3 separate regions of the Mus musculus genome follow, and regions 1 and 3 are each linked to region 2. The links are chromatin contacts, found by POLR2A ChIA-PET in ENCODE. All regions are on one chromosome and are shown on one strand. The core of a region is the stretch at or near the end of the contact, and the rest is flanking DNA. Distances in the headings are between cores, read along the strand shown. Region 1 holds the start of Ranbp3 (RAN binding protein 3). Region 2 holds the start of Kdm4b (lysine (K)-specific demethylase 4B). Region 3 holds the start of Safb (scaffold attachment factor B).

The links. ChIA-PET counts read pairs that join two places held with the same protein, here RNA polymerase II (POLR2A).
Region 1: POLR2A ChIA-PET joins it to region 2 with 17 read pairs in embryonic stem cell. The contact joins the promoter of Ranbp3 here to the promoter of Kdm4b in region 2. POLR2A ChIA-PET finds 5 or more read pairs at or near these places in 3 of 5 experiments (Patski and embryonic stem cell).
Region 3: POLR2A ChIA-PET joins it to region 2 with 21 read pairs in Patski. The contact joins the promoter of Safb here to the promoter of Kdm4b in region 2. POLR2A ChIA-PET finds 5 or more read pairs at or near these places in 3 of 5 experiments (Patski and embryonic stem cell).

What each region holds. Positions count from the first base shown.
Region 1 is chr17:56,670,013-56,674,720 of GRCm38, forward strand. It overlaps Ranbp3 (RAN binding protein 3), which reads left to right and starts at 3,213. Exons shown (of 17, transcript NM_001252466.1): 1 at 3,213-3,399. The coding sequence starts at 3,378.
Region 2 is chr17:56,323,411-56,327,966 of GRCm38, forward strand. It overlaps Kdm4b (lysine (K)-specific demethylase 4B), which reads left to right and starts at 2,640. Exons shown (of 23, transcript NM_172132.3): 1 at 2,640-2,819. Uhrf1 (ubiquitin-like, containing PHD and RING finger domains, 1) reads left to right here. Exons shown (of 17, transcript NM_010931.3): 17 at 1-76.
Region 3 is chr17:56,582,910-56,587,201 of GRCm38, forward strand. Safb (scaffold attachment factor B) reads left to right here and starts at 2,073. Exons shown (of 21, transcript NM_001163300.1): 1 at 2,073-2,441. The coding sequence starts at 2,253. Safb2 (scaffold attachment factor B2) reads right to left here and starts at 1,676. Exons shown (of 21, transcript NM_001029979.3): 1 at 1,365-1,676; 2 at 75-162. The coding sequence starts at 1,535.

The DNA.
Region 1 (4,708 bases), core at 1,963-4,462, 350 kb after region 2:
ACAGTTCTCAGTCACCAAGGATTATTTCCTGGAATTCTGGCTGAGTGGAACTGAAGGCTGAGGGATAGAAGGCCACCAGCCCCCCACAGCAGAATCAACTCATAGTGTAAACCTAGCCTTCTGGGTCCAGAGCTCCTGAGTCTCCGGATGTCCCTCAAAAAGCCACTGCTGGATTCTATGCAGTTGGTCACAAGGCGTCGCAGAACATGACGTGTGACATAGCTTCAGACTGTACAGAGATTTACTGACACAGAGCCACAGGGATGGCAGCACCGTTGTTAATTTTCAATTCTAATTTACTCCTGGGTACTGTATGGCTGGGGATCTCCCTGGAGGGAGAAGGTACCACGCCTGACCACTTGTACCCCAGTGACCAGAGTAGGAAGCTAGTAGTATTTAAAGTACATTCTTTTTTCTTTTAATTTTTAAAATTTAAATTTTAGAAAATAATTTTTTTTAAAGATTTATTTTATTGATTATATGTAAGTACACTGTAGCTGTCTTCAGACACTCCAGAAGAGGGAGTCAGATCTCGTTAGGGATGGTTATGAGCCACCATGTGGTTGCTGGGATTTGAACTCTGGACCTTCGGAAGAGTAGTCGGGTGCTCTTACCCACTGAGCCATCTCACCAGCCCAGAAAATAATTTTAAAATAAAAATTTTATTATTTTATTCCATGTGGATGTCTGTGTGTCTGTACGCGGGTTTGTGCATGTAAACACAGTTCTTAGGGAGGCCACGAGAGGCCATCACAACCCTGGGAGCTGGGCTTACAGGATCTTGTGCATTGCCTGATGTGGGTGCTGGGGAGAGAACTCGGGATCTCTGCAAGAGCAACCAGTGTGCAGAACCCTTGAGCTGTATAATAACCTGTTTCCTTGTTCAGTTTACAAAGATCTTTCTGTTATGGCTTGGGGCAGTGGTTCTCACATGGTTCCCCCATTTGAGGGTCACACATCAACTATTTACCTTATGATTCAGAATCGTGGAAAACTTACAGTTATGAGGTAGCAAGGAAATGCTTTTATGGCTGGGGATCACCACACCATGAGGAGCTGTACTAAAAGGTTGCACTATTACGAAGTTTGAGGTCCACTAGTTTAACAAGTTTAGGAGTTTATTGGTTTCTTTTGTTTGTTTGAAATAGGGTCTTACTCTGTAGATCAGGTTGGACTCCATCTCACAGAGATGCACCTGCCCCTCCCTCCTGGGTGCTGGTATTAAGTTCTGTGATAACATAGAGACACTGAGTCACTGTGCAAGGCTCATACAGCACTCAGGAAAACATCATAGTGATGGAAGGTCACAGGGTCAGACAGGGAGGTCCACAGGGGAAAAGGGGACTGAGAAGACCTGGAGCAATGGCTTGACTGGTAAAGCATTTGGACAGGAGTTCAAATCCCAGCACCCACGTGAGAAGCCAGGATGGCTAGGAGGGCCTGTGACCCTAGCCCAGTGTAGCTCCAGGTTGAGTGAGGGAGGCTGTCTGAAGTGAATAAAGCAGACACATAGAGCAGGATCCCCAACCCCCCTACTTCTTCATGTACACTTGCTGTGCACATACATCCACACTCACCACATACACCAGGGAGACAGAAGGTTGCGTTGTATGCACACATTCATGTTCCCAGGAGTTGGAAGCTGAGGCAGGGGGATTACTGAAAACTCCAGACCAGCCTGAGCTATGTAATGACACTCTCTTTCAAAACTAAAAACCAAAAACCAAAACCAAAACCATTGAACCTGGGTATGATGGTGACATATGTTAGCCTAACTTTCTGGCTGTGCCGGCAGGAGGATCAGAAGTACATGGGCACCCTCATCTACAAAGCCATTTCGAGGGCAGTCTGGGCTACATAAAATACTCAAAACTGGGGGTGGGGGGGGAGAAAGAAAGTGTGAGTGAGCTCTTTTTTTTTTTTTTTTTTTTTCGAGACAGGGTTTCTCTGTGTAGCCCTGGCTGTCCTGGAACTCACTCTGTAGACCAGGCTGGCCTCGAACTCAGAGATCTGCCTGCCTCTGCCTCCCAAGTGCTGGGATTAAAGGCATGTGCCACCACGCCCGGCAAGAGTGAGTTCTATATCTGTGGCCCCAGCACTTGGGAAGATGAGGCAGGAGAATTTTGAGTTCAAGACCAGACTGGACTACACTGTGACAGTGTCTCCCTATCTCACAGATCTATAGGAGTATACCCAGATTTAAAATACGTAGTAGCTGCTTTCAGGTGTCTTGTCAGTATGCAAAGGTGAATATAGGTTTGGTTTTCCATTCTCCCTTCCTTTCTTTCTTCCTTACTTCTTCTTCTTCTTCTTCTTCTCTCTCTCTCTCTCTCTCTCTCTCTCTCTCTCTCTCTCTCTCTCTCTCTCTCTTTCTTTCTTTTTTCCAGACAGGGTTTCTCTGTATAGCCCTGGCTGTCCTGGAACTCACTCTGTAGACCAGACTGCCCTCGAACTCAGAAATCCGCCTGCCTCTGCCTCCCGAGTGCTGGGATTAAAGGCGTACGCCACCACGCCTGGCCTGAGTTCTTAGCACCCACATAGTTGGCTTAGACCGGTCACCCACAGTCCAGTTCCAGGATAGCCTTTCCTTTTTTAGCCTTTTGTAGGCACTGCACACACATAGCACTCATACACAAATACATCTTTTCTTATTACTTATTGTTTGTTTGTTTTCAAGACATAGTCTGTGTAGCCCTGGACCAGGCTGCTCTCAAACGGAGATCCTCTTGCGTCTGCCTGAGTGCTGGGATTAAAGGCGTGCGCACCAATGCCAAGTCTAATGCCCAGAGAGGTTAAGAGTCTAGTTTTATTAGGACATCCTGTGTTTGAAATCTAGGGTGACCTCTGACTTTGCCTCTTCCTCAACCACCCCAAATAGCCATAGGAAAGCTGTGTGAAAGGGCCTGGCTTCTGATTCAGGGACATGGGCCACTCCTTCCTGTACGCGGAATCGCTAAAAAGCCTACCTAGGCTCACGCCAGAGAAACAAACAGAGAAAGTGGCGGGATGGCAGTCAGGACAGCAAGCAGCGGCACGTCTCTCCTGCGCATGCGTGGGGCTCGGCCATCCTCCTCCCCCCCCCCCACCTCCTTAACATGCTGCCAATGCTAGGAGCTCAGGACCAATAGCAAACTGGCGCTGCCTGTGCGCATGCGTGCCACGCTAGCCACACCCTCTTCCCTTTGCGGGCGGGAAGAGGCGGGCGGAGAGCCGTTACTGCGCAGGCGCGCGGCCGGAGCTCTAGCGGGTGCGAGCTTCCCTCCTCCTCACACCGGCGCTGGCTTATGGGATGCGCAGGCGCAGAACTCTCCCAGCAGAAAGCCCTCGGAGCCCGGGGGCCGGGCGCGGGGCCTTGTGGGAGGGCTTAAGGAAGTAAAATGGCGGACCTGGCGAACGAAGGTAGGGGAGGCGCCGCCGGGGGCCAGCTGGCGGCAGGCGGGCGCGGGGCGGGAAGTCAAGGGAGCCCCAGAGTCGAAGGGCGAGCGCTTCAGGTTGTGGGAGTTCGGCCTCACCCGGTCTGGGCACCCAGCGGGCCCCCCTACCGTGGAGTCTGGTCCCCGGCCGGGTTCCTCGCGGCAGCCCCGGCTTCTGCCTCCTCCCGACCTCGAGGCTCCTCGGCCGCGCCGCGACCGCCTCCCACCCCCCACCCCCACCCCACGCCTTCCGGCCTCGCAGGCCGCCCGGGGAGCCCAACGGGCCTTGAGACGCGGCTCCGCGGCCTCGAACGAGGCGGGCGAGACCTCCGAGCCTGCTCGCGGGCCCAGCCCGCCACGCTCCCTTCCCCGCTTCCCTCGCCTGGGGCCTGGGCCTCCTTCCCCGGCATAGCCTCAGGCTCAGGTCCGGCTCTCCTTCATCCCGCGAAGGTGCTCGGCCACCCCGACCTGTAGCTTACACCCCGAGGTCTGCTTAAACCCGGACCGGGCGCCCCTATTCCCGCCACAGGGCTCCAGGTCCTTTGAGGTGCACTTGATGCCCCCCATTTAGGCCTGGCCATCTGATCTTGAAACTCCTAACTGCTTCTTCACATCCCGTTTTTATTTTTGACACCGTGAAACCTCCCCTCTGGAGTCGACATCCCATTTAAGGGGTTTGAATATGGTAGGACTACCCAGTTGTTGCAGAACCTGCACGTCTCTTCCTACCAGTCTTCAGAGTCCTTTGGAGTGCAGCTTACATCCCCTGATTTAGGCTTGGCCACCTGATCTGTATTTCCTAATTCAGTGGTTCTCAATCTTCTTAATGCCGTGACCCTTAAATATAGTTCCTCATTGTGGTGACCCCAACCATAAAATTATTTTTGTTACTTCTTCATAACTAGCTTTGCTACTGTTATGAATGGTAATGTAAATGTTTCTGGATTTCCTATTTAGACATTTGCCAAAGGGGTGGCAACCCACAGGTTGAGCACTGATATACTAATTGCTTCCACACCCCCTTTTGCCCCGTGGCCCTGACTCCCTGAGCACTCTGGGATGTAACACTTTCTCAGTCAGCCTGATGCTTGACACCCAGTGGTGGCCCCTTCGGGGCTCCTCCAGGGTTCAGTTTGGGGACTTCAGGGTCTGTTTTTTTTGTTTTTTGTTTTTTAGATTTATTTATTTTTATTTATCTAAGTACACTGGAGCTGTCTTCAGACACATACCAGAAGAGTACATAGGATCCCATTACAGTAGTTGTGAGCCACCATGTGGTTGCTAGGAATTGAACT
Region 2 (4,556 bases), core at 1,390-3,889:
GTTTTGTTTTGTGTGGGGTATTTTTTCCTTGTTAGATTGTTAACATATTGCAATAAAATAAAATTCTGGCCGGGCAGTGGTGGCGCACGTCTTTAATCTCAGCACTTGGGAGGCAGAGGCAGGCGGATTTCTGAGTTCGAGGCCAGCACTTAAAAGGCAGAAGCAGGTAGATCTCTTGAGTTCACGAAGCTAGCCTGGTCTACAAAGAGTTCCAGGATAGCCAGGTCTGTTAACAAGAACCTTGCCTCAAACAAAAACCACTCAAATACAGTGGGGTATGGTTATATTCTCAGCACAAAACATCCAAGGCTGACCTGGAAATCCGAGATCTGCCGGCCTCTTCCTACTGCTACAACTAAGAGCATGGGCCACCCTATCAAAGATGTCAGAAAATTTATGATTAGAAAATTTATTTCAGAAGTTTATTTTAGCAAATCATGAATGTGAGTGGGTACCTGTAAAGGCCACAGGTGTTGGATCCCCTGGGGTTGGAGCTGGAGGTGGTTGTATGCCACTTGACATAGGTGCTGGGATTTGAACTCAGGCCCTCGGGAAGAGCAGTATACAATCTTAACCATTATGCCATCTCTCCAGCTCAAGGCAAGTGTCTATGCCACTGTGTAGACAGTCCTGAGAGCAGAGCAAACTTAACAAAATCCACTCCTGCCGGGCGTGGTGGTGCACGCCTTTAATCCCAGCACTTGGGAGGCAGAGGCAGCCGGATTTCTGAATTCGAGGCCAGCCTGGTCTACAAAGTGAGCTCCAGGACAGCCAGGGCTATATACAGAGAAACCCTGTCTCGAAAAACCAAAAAAAAAAAAAAAAAAAAAAAAAAAAAAAATCCACTCCTAAATTTAAAAATCTACCTGTCCTTCACACAGGTCACCTGCTCTGGAAAATGTGGTGGCAATGACCACATGGGATTCTGTTTCTGAGCACAGAATAGTACAGACATCCTGAAGGATAGAAAACAATTGCTTCCAGGCACTGAGTGCTAACAGGACTGATAGACATTGGAGTGTGTTTGTGTGTGTGTACTTGTATGTGTGCACTTGCACAGGTAGACATGTGCCACCTGTGGAGGTCCGAAGGACAAAGGACTCTTCCTCCACCCTGTGGGTCACACAAGTCATCTGGCTAGAAGGCAAGTTTACTGAGCTGTTTCACCTGAGACAGGGTCTTATGTAGTTGCCCTGGCTGGCCTCCAGCTCAATGTAACTAAAGATGATGGTGTAGTCCAAATTCTGAGTACATGGTGACTGGCGTGGGTGATGGCTGTTCTCTTTACATTGCACAATGAAGAGCAATGGAAACAATTCAAGACTCGTCTAGCTTGGAATAATTTATGTGTAACCTTGAGAGTTAGTGAATTAGCAACAGACTAGGGGGGTAGAACAAATATCTTGGGTGCACAAAGAACCTGCTCTAAGGAGGGTACTTTCCAGATGTTAGATATTAAAGTAGAAGGATTTCTAGTCTACCCCATAAAACAGGAATGTTGTCACCTCTGCTTGCTCAAGTATAGAAGCCGTAATGGTAGTTTGCAAAGCAGGCTCTGGATAAAAGAGCTTGCAGTGAAGCCTAACAACCCAGATGACAAACTCCAGAGTTGCCCTCTGACCTGTAGAGGTATATACCACACATATATACAAAATAATAAAAATTTAAAATTATAAATGCATATTGATGGGGATGATATCAGACCTTAACTAAATGCTCTTGAGTGCAGGGTGACTGGTGTGGTGATGCTGTTCCCTTCACATCGCACAATGAAGAGATGGAAACAATTGTGTGGAGCAGGGGCTTGGACACCTGTAGCTGGAATTTGGGTGCCCAGGCCTCCAATTTGCAATACGCTGAGCTAGAGAGTAGGACCTAGGACATTTTGAGAAGTAGATAATTGAATCCTCTTCCACTGAGTTATTGCAACGCTTTCCATGGGTACAGCTATCAGTTCAAGGTGGGGGGTGGGGTGGACCAAGTCGCGCACGTTTTAGGGAACTCATGAACGTTTGGGGAGGGCAATATGGAACGCTTTTGAGATCCTCTTACCCTAGTTCGGCCTTTTGCAAAGCTGGGCTCAAATTCTGACTCTAGATCTAGAACTACTGGGTTTCGAACCACTGTCTCCGGACCCAGAGCTGATGTTGTGCAGGAAATCACGTACTCAGCAGCCGCCCGATCACAGGGTGGAGTCTGGAGCAGCAAGACAGCGATTGACATTCAGTCGCAACCATTCGGCACCCAGAGACCGGTACCAAACACCAATCCGCGTTTGTCTCAGTAAAGTCTGAGAACGCGCTTGTCAATCTGCGTGAGCTCGGGGCTATCCTACACCCGACCGCAGCCGGATTGGCTGTGTGCATCTTGACGGGCATGCTTCGTACCCACTGAAAGCTGAGCCGGTCACTAGGCACGTGAGTGGGTGCCGGCACGTCCTCGGGGTTGGACCAATGAAGGGAAGAAATCGAGTGCCTGCTCCCGCCCCAGGTCGCGGAGGGCGGGGCCGCTCGGTGTTGATGAGGGGAGGGGTGGAGCTGTCAGCCGCCACCAATCAGCGTGCGGGCGTGGGCTGAATGCCCAATGGCGGCCGAGTAGGAGCCGTCGCCCCGCCCCTCTGAAGCTTCGCCTCCCCGCCCCGGGCTCTTGCTGAGGGCTCGGCCGCGAGCGAGCGAACCATCGAAGGAGCAAAGAGACCGGGCGAAGCTCGGAGCCCAGTGGCCGGGGCGAGCGAGTGAGGGCCGGCGGGGGCGACGCGAGACGGCCGGGCACGCGCCGCTCAGCCTGCTGTCTGCGGCCCGGGCCGCGCGTTGCGCCAGGTGAGTGAGTGTGCGATCCGTGGCGGCGCTCAGCAGCTTCCAGGCCCCTTTGGGGGGCCGCGCGGCCGCCATGCCTGCCCCCACGCCGCACCTTGGGCCGCCGCGCGCACTCCAGGCCGAGGCTTTGGCTGCGGCCTACTCGGCTCCTCAGGGCGGCGGAGTACGCCGCGCTTTTGTCCGTTCGGGCGAAGCTGCTGTTTGTTGATCGACAAAACGATTGTGTGCCTGGGAAAGGAGGGTGTGTTTTTTTGGGGGTGGGTGGGGGGGGTTGACGATGGGGCCGGACAAAGGCGGGGCGGGGGCGGGGCGCCGCGTCCCCTTTCCAGGGCACAAAAGATGACAGCGTGGGTGGCCCGGTCCAGCCATCCCTTCAACAACCCCAAATCCTTAAAAATAAAAAACCCACTCCAAGTCCCTGCTCCCCGCCGCTTGCATTTTGGTTCCCTTTGGTTTGGAGCTGTCCCCTCCAAACACTCACCCATCATGGCCTTGCAAACTTGACCCCCGCATGTCCAGAATCTGTAAATCACCATATAATCTGCATTTTAAAAATGAAAATAAATAGTACACGTATCTGCTATTGCAATGGCAGCCTTTCCACCTCGCTTCTGTACCCTGGTCTCTTTGCTTTCCAGCTCCCTTCTTTCTGTAAGCCATGAAATGTGCAGTTTTCCGCGTGCACACTAGTCCAGGGCATCCCGGCAGACAGGGAAGCTTGGCAAAGCTGGGGACAGCTGGGGGTGGCTTTCCTACTGCCATATCCTGGGGGGTTTTGGGGGTTCTGTTAGGGGTTTCGGTCAGCCAGCTGAGAGTATAAGGGATTCCAGGTTTGCAGATTTGATGCTGTAACTGGTGCGGTTTGGCCATTACGGTTCGGGCATCGCGGTTCCTTGTCCCATCTGTCTGAAAGGGGGGGGGGCGGGGCGGAGGATGGCATCGCTTTAATAATTAACACCTGGGGAAGTGTCTTGCCGGAGTAGTTGCTAGTTTTTTTCAACTATGGAGAGGATGGATCCGGTATGTTTCAAAAAGCAAAAAGAAAGAGTGTATCTTTCCCTGTAACCAAGTGGGATTTGCTCAGCCTGCAGCCTGGTGCCAGCACCTTCATAGGCGCTGAGGATCTTGGTTGCAGAAGGTTGGGGGGTCCGGGATGTCTCTGTGTCCCATTAGTTGTGTATCTGACAGTCCCCAGGCTGGAGACTGCACTGTTCCCCAAACAGCTCCTGCCTCAAAATGGGTTCATTACGTGGGTCTTCAGGGGCTCCTACCACTACCAGGAAAGGGCTAATCACTCTCTTTAATTCTCCAGTAATTGCTGCCTTCAGAGTCACCAAAAGGGCGTGTCTCCAGACTGGGCCAACCTTTTCTTCCCACCCTGCTCTAGCTGTAGTCAGCTTTCTTCTTCCCTTCCTTTTTTCCCCAAGCCTTGTGGGTGTTCTGTATCTAAACTTGTAGGGTCCCTATGCAAGACTCCAGTCAAACTTTTCATCCTCTCCCTAGGAGGGCAGGAAGCCTGACTGTCATGGGGTGTTTTGATGTTTGGGGTGGAAATGTCCTTGTGCCAGGTGCTCCATGTACCTGTGCATATCCAGGCGCACCTGTGAATGTGTGTGTTCTAAGCTGGGATTGTATAGGTCTGATTGACAAATGATTTTCTAATCCTTTCCTCCCGGGGAGAGGGCTGCTGAGGAGATATCATAGTACACTTTGTATCTGGAGACTCAGTTACAGTCTTGT
Region 3 (4,292 bases), core at 823-3,322, 260 kb after region 2:
GCATATTACACATACACAGAGCAGAGCAGACACCCATTCCCCAGGCCCAGCGTCAAGCACAGGCAGTTAAGTACCTTTGGTGTTTCTCTTTACAGCCCTCTTGCTCACAGCTCCCCAGCTGATTCCAACCTCCTCAGGTTCTTGTCCTTCCTCCTTAAATGCCTGATGGGAAAGAGTATGAAGTTTTAAATAAAGTTATCTTTTAGGAGGGGTTGACACAAAGTGTTCTTTAAGAAGCAACTTTGCAGTTGCAAGTGTTCACAATCTAGCTTAAGACCACATTTAGCAGCCAGCTCCCCTTCCCTGCTCAAGACCCAAAACCTAGAGAAAGGGAAGCTGAAAGCTTGGGTTGCAGAGTCACTGTCAGCAGGTTGTGGTCATACATGACCTGGCAGCTTGTAGCCCTAGATGTAATCCCCAACCCAAGACAAAAAAATAGAATAAAATCCAAGTATTAACCCCAAATCAGGGTTGGTGACCGCTCATCTTGTGTGCTCTTTCATCAAACACAGGGATGATGGTAGGAAACCTGTCCTTGATTCAGGCAGGGCAAAGAGCTGAATGGGGCGCTCAAAAGGCCTCCCATAACAAAGCAAACCTTTAATTCCAGCATTTTGGAAGTGAAAAGGGGGGGCAGGAGACCAAGAGCTGAAGTCTAGTCTGGGTTTCACAGCAAGTCCAAGGCCACACTGGGCCACAGTAGCTCTCCAAAAAAAGTTTTGCGTGGGAGGGGAGGCGCTGATTTTTGATAAGGAAAAACAACATAGACCGAAGAAGAAAGCGCTGGCCAATTTTCCCTCAAAGTATTCTGGCGCCTTCTACTTGCAGCCAATCAGGAGTCCCTAACCCTCAAGGACCCTGTTCCACAGAGGCAAGCTTGTGTCAAGCGCTGAAGGGCAGTAGACAAGACTTCTTGTCTAGGGGGAGGAAAGTGACATCTTACGCTGACTCGAGATGACAACTAGGCTCCAAGACCAGGGAAGCGCGAGGGGACCGGACCTGGGAGCGAACATGGTCTGTGCAGAGACACTGGGCACCGCCAACAGTGGGGTTGACTGATAGATTCCCCAGAAGAGTAAAACTAGGGTGGCGGAAAAGACAGCTGCAGGTGCAAGGTCATCATGGAGACGTGCCCAGAGCCACCCGATTACTCAACAAGGCCCGGCTTCCTGCAAATCCCGGGGCAAGTGGGAGGCGAGACACAGAGAGGGGCAGCGACTAGTAAAGGTCACACAGCCTCGGCTGCTTCGGTAACTGACAGCACAGACCGAAGTCGGGGGGGGGGGCTCGGGGTGGGAAGGCCGGCCCGAGTCTGCGCGGGCAGTTACGTGCCCGGGTCCACGGCGCCACTCGGGTTCCCTCACCTTCCTCAGCCGCTCCATCAGCACGCTCTTGTTGCCTCCCGTATCCAGGTTCCGCTTTTTCAGCTCCGCCCTCAGGTCGATCACCCGCAGGTCGCTGAGCCGCCGCGTCCCACTCTCCGAGGCGCCCGGACCAAAGGCGGGGTCGCCCGACCCGGTCCCGGGTTCCGCCATCCTCGCTTCCGCGACTTCCCAACTCGCTCCGGAACCCCCTCCACTCGCTGGCACCAGCTGTGGCGGCTCGGAGGTAGTACAAAATGGCGCTGCCGAAGAGGAAAACGCACTCGCTTCCTCCCGCCTCCCTTTGCGGCTGCGCAGGCGCACAGCTCTGACGCACCTCCTAGGTCGCACGCCAAAGCAGTCTCGAGCCTCGCGGGTACAAGTGCACATGCGCAACCGGTCGTAAGCCCCCCCTCCCCCCCCCCCCCCCGGCCCCGTCGCCACCCTCTTTTTAATGCGCACGCGCACCGCCTCGCTACGCTCACTGACCCCCGTTTGCCTCTCGCAGCGTTGCCCGGCTGCGCACGCCACCGCTCTACGGCCAGCGCTCCGACAGTGATGCGCAGGCGCACGACCTGTAGCACGCATGCGTCTTGGTCCGCGGCCAAGCGCGAGCCGGCGAGGCGCGCCTACGTCGTCTCTGCCGCCGCGCACACTGCGCTTGGGTAAAGGCGTCTGAGAGCGTAGGGCTCGCGCCGGCGGCGCCTGCGCAGTGTCGAGGTGCGCCTCCGGGGAGGCTGAAGCGGTTCCCTCTCAGGCGGCGCCATTTTGTGGTAAGAGGGCCGAGATTCAAAAAAATAATAATAATAACAAATCAAAAAAAAAACACACTCACGCAAACCCACTGACCCGGTTCTGTGTGAAGTGGGCGACGGAACCAGGGTCCCTGGAATGGCGGAGACTCTGTCGGGTTTAGGAGACGCGAGTGCGGCGGGCGCGGCGGCCGTGAGCTCCGCGGCGTCAGAGACCGGGACGCGGCGGCTCAGCGACCTGCGGGTGATCGACCTGCGGGCGGAGCTGAAGAAGCGGAACCTCGACTCGAGCGGCAACAAGAGCGTGCTGATGGAGCGGCTGAAGAAGGTGAGGTTCGCGGGGGGGAACCCCATGGTCGCCATGGCGACACCCACCGCCGGGCCCGGAGTGGCCCGTTGGCCTTCGCGCTGGGCGCTAATACTGGGGCTCCGCGGGCGCCGGGTGCAAGGATTCGAATCTCGACGCCCCCAGCGATGCGACCAGAGGGAAATAACACCACGAACGGGTTCGGGGGATCGATGACACCGCGTTCCCTGTACTGCTTAGTCCCAACCCCAAAGGGGGATGAAGGGGACTCGGCCAAGGTCATCCAGTGGGGTCAGCTTGTGGCGGGATTCGATCCCAAGTCCCTTTTCGGCCCCCGAGGCAGAACAGGTGGTTTTTGTTTCTTTTCTTTTCTTTTAATCTGGGAAGACACAGTGACGTTGGGGGCAGGGGTGGTGGAGATGAAACATGAGAAACTCTCAGAGTTCGCAGACAGCCGGAGGATGTAGGTAGCCCAGGGAGACAAAAAACAAAAACAAAGCGGAAAAATAAATTGTTTCTAATTCTTTGCTAGAACTAAGCTAGGGGAAGATACGAGATGGAAGGAAAGAACGTTTTTTTCTGTTGATAAAGGTAAGTCAGATGTGAGTTCAAGGCCAACCTGGGCTGTAGAGGAGTTCCAAACCAACCTGAATATTAGAGTTCAGGGCTAGCTAAGCCTTTTTCAAAGTATAAAGTAGGTCCAAGAGCTACTCATTTGGTAGTGTGCTACTCATTTGGTATTGTGCTTACCTTGCATGCACAAAACCCTAAGTTTTATCCCAAATACTTCCTAAGGCCGGGAGTGGTGGAGGCAGAAGGATCCTAAGTTTGAGGCCATCTTGGGATGCGTGAAAGCCTTTCTGTAAAACATAGTAGGTTTTTGTTTTGTCTCTTTTTTTTTTTAAAAAAAAAGGGGTTGGACACATAGATCAGAGGTAACATGCTTGCCCAATATTGCAGAGGCCCTTGGAACCATCTGCCACACAACTGCTATAACACTCCATTCTGTGTGGTCAGGTGGGAGTCGGAGGATTTAGTTCCAGCCTCAAACTGAGCCCCCTGAGAAAGAGGCTCATTTCTATTGCCTTCCTTTGTGGCCTAGATTCTCTGTCAGGAAGACCTTTAACCTCTTCTGAGTGTCCTCAGATCAAGGCAGTAGTAGCTTGCCTTCAGGGTAGGGTAGGCATTGCTTGGCTTGCAGTCTAGTCCAGGTAAACAAGCTCAGTCTCCACAGGGCCCCCTTTTGGCTTTTGTAGTTGTTTACTCCACCTTAGAAAGCAGACTTTGTTTGTGTTACACCTTGAAAAGCTGTCCCCTCTAGCTTTCAGACATTGTCATCTGCCCAGTCATCCCTTGCACAAGGAACTGGAGATTTAACCCTCCTAGATCCATCCAAAGTCAGTCACCAGTTGCTGTTGAGAGAAGACACTGTGACAAGCAGAGAGGGCAGCAGTGTGAAGGCCTGAGCTCTGTGCCCAGCACCAACAGTAAAGGTCAGGTGGGGTGCCAGCCGCAATCCCAGTGCTCACAGACACAGGACGATCCCTGAGGCTCACTGCCTGACTAGTCCAGTCAAGTCTGTAAGACAAGGTGGATGGTACCTAAGAGAAAGCTGAGGTTGTCTTCTGGCCTCTCATGTACTGTGAACATGTACAGCATATAACATTACTTGCTTGTGAGATGAGGTGTGGAAGTTAGAGGCCAGGGCAGGCACACTACCTACTGAACGTCAGGCACTCTTTTCAGTTGGTTTGGTTTGGTGGCTTTTTGGGGGTTTTGTTTGTTTGTTTTTGGGTTTTTTTTGGTTTGTTGGTTGTGTCATCGTCGTGTCCCCCCCCTCCCCCCCACAGGGTTTCTCTATGTAGCCCTGGC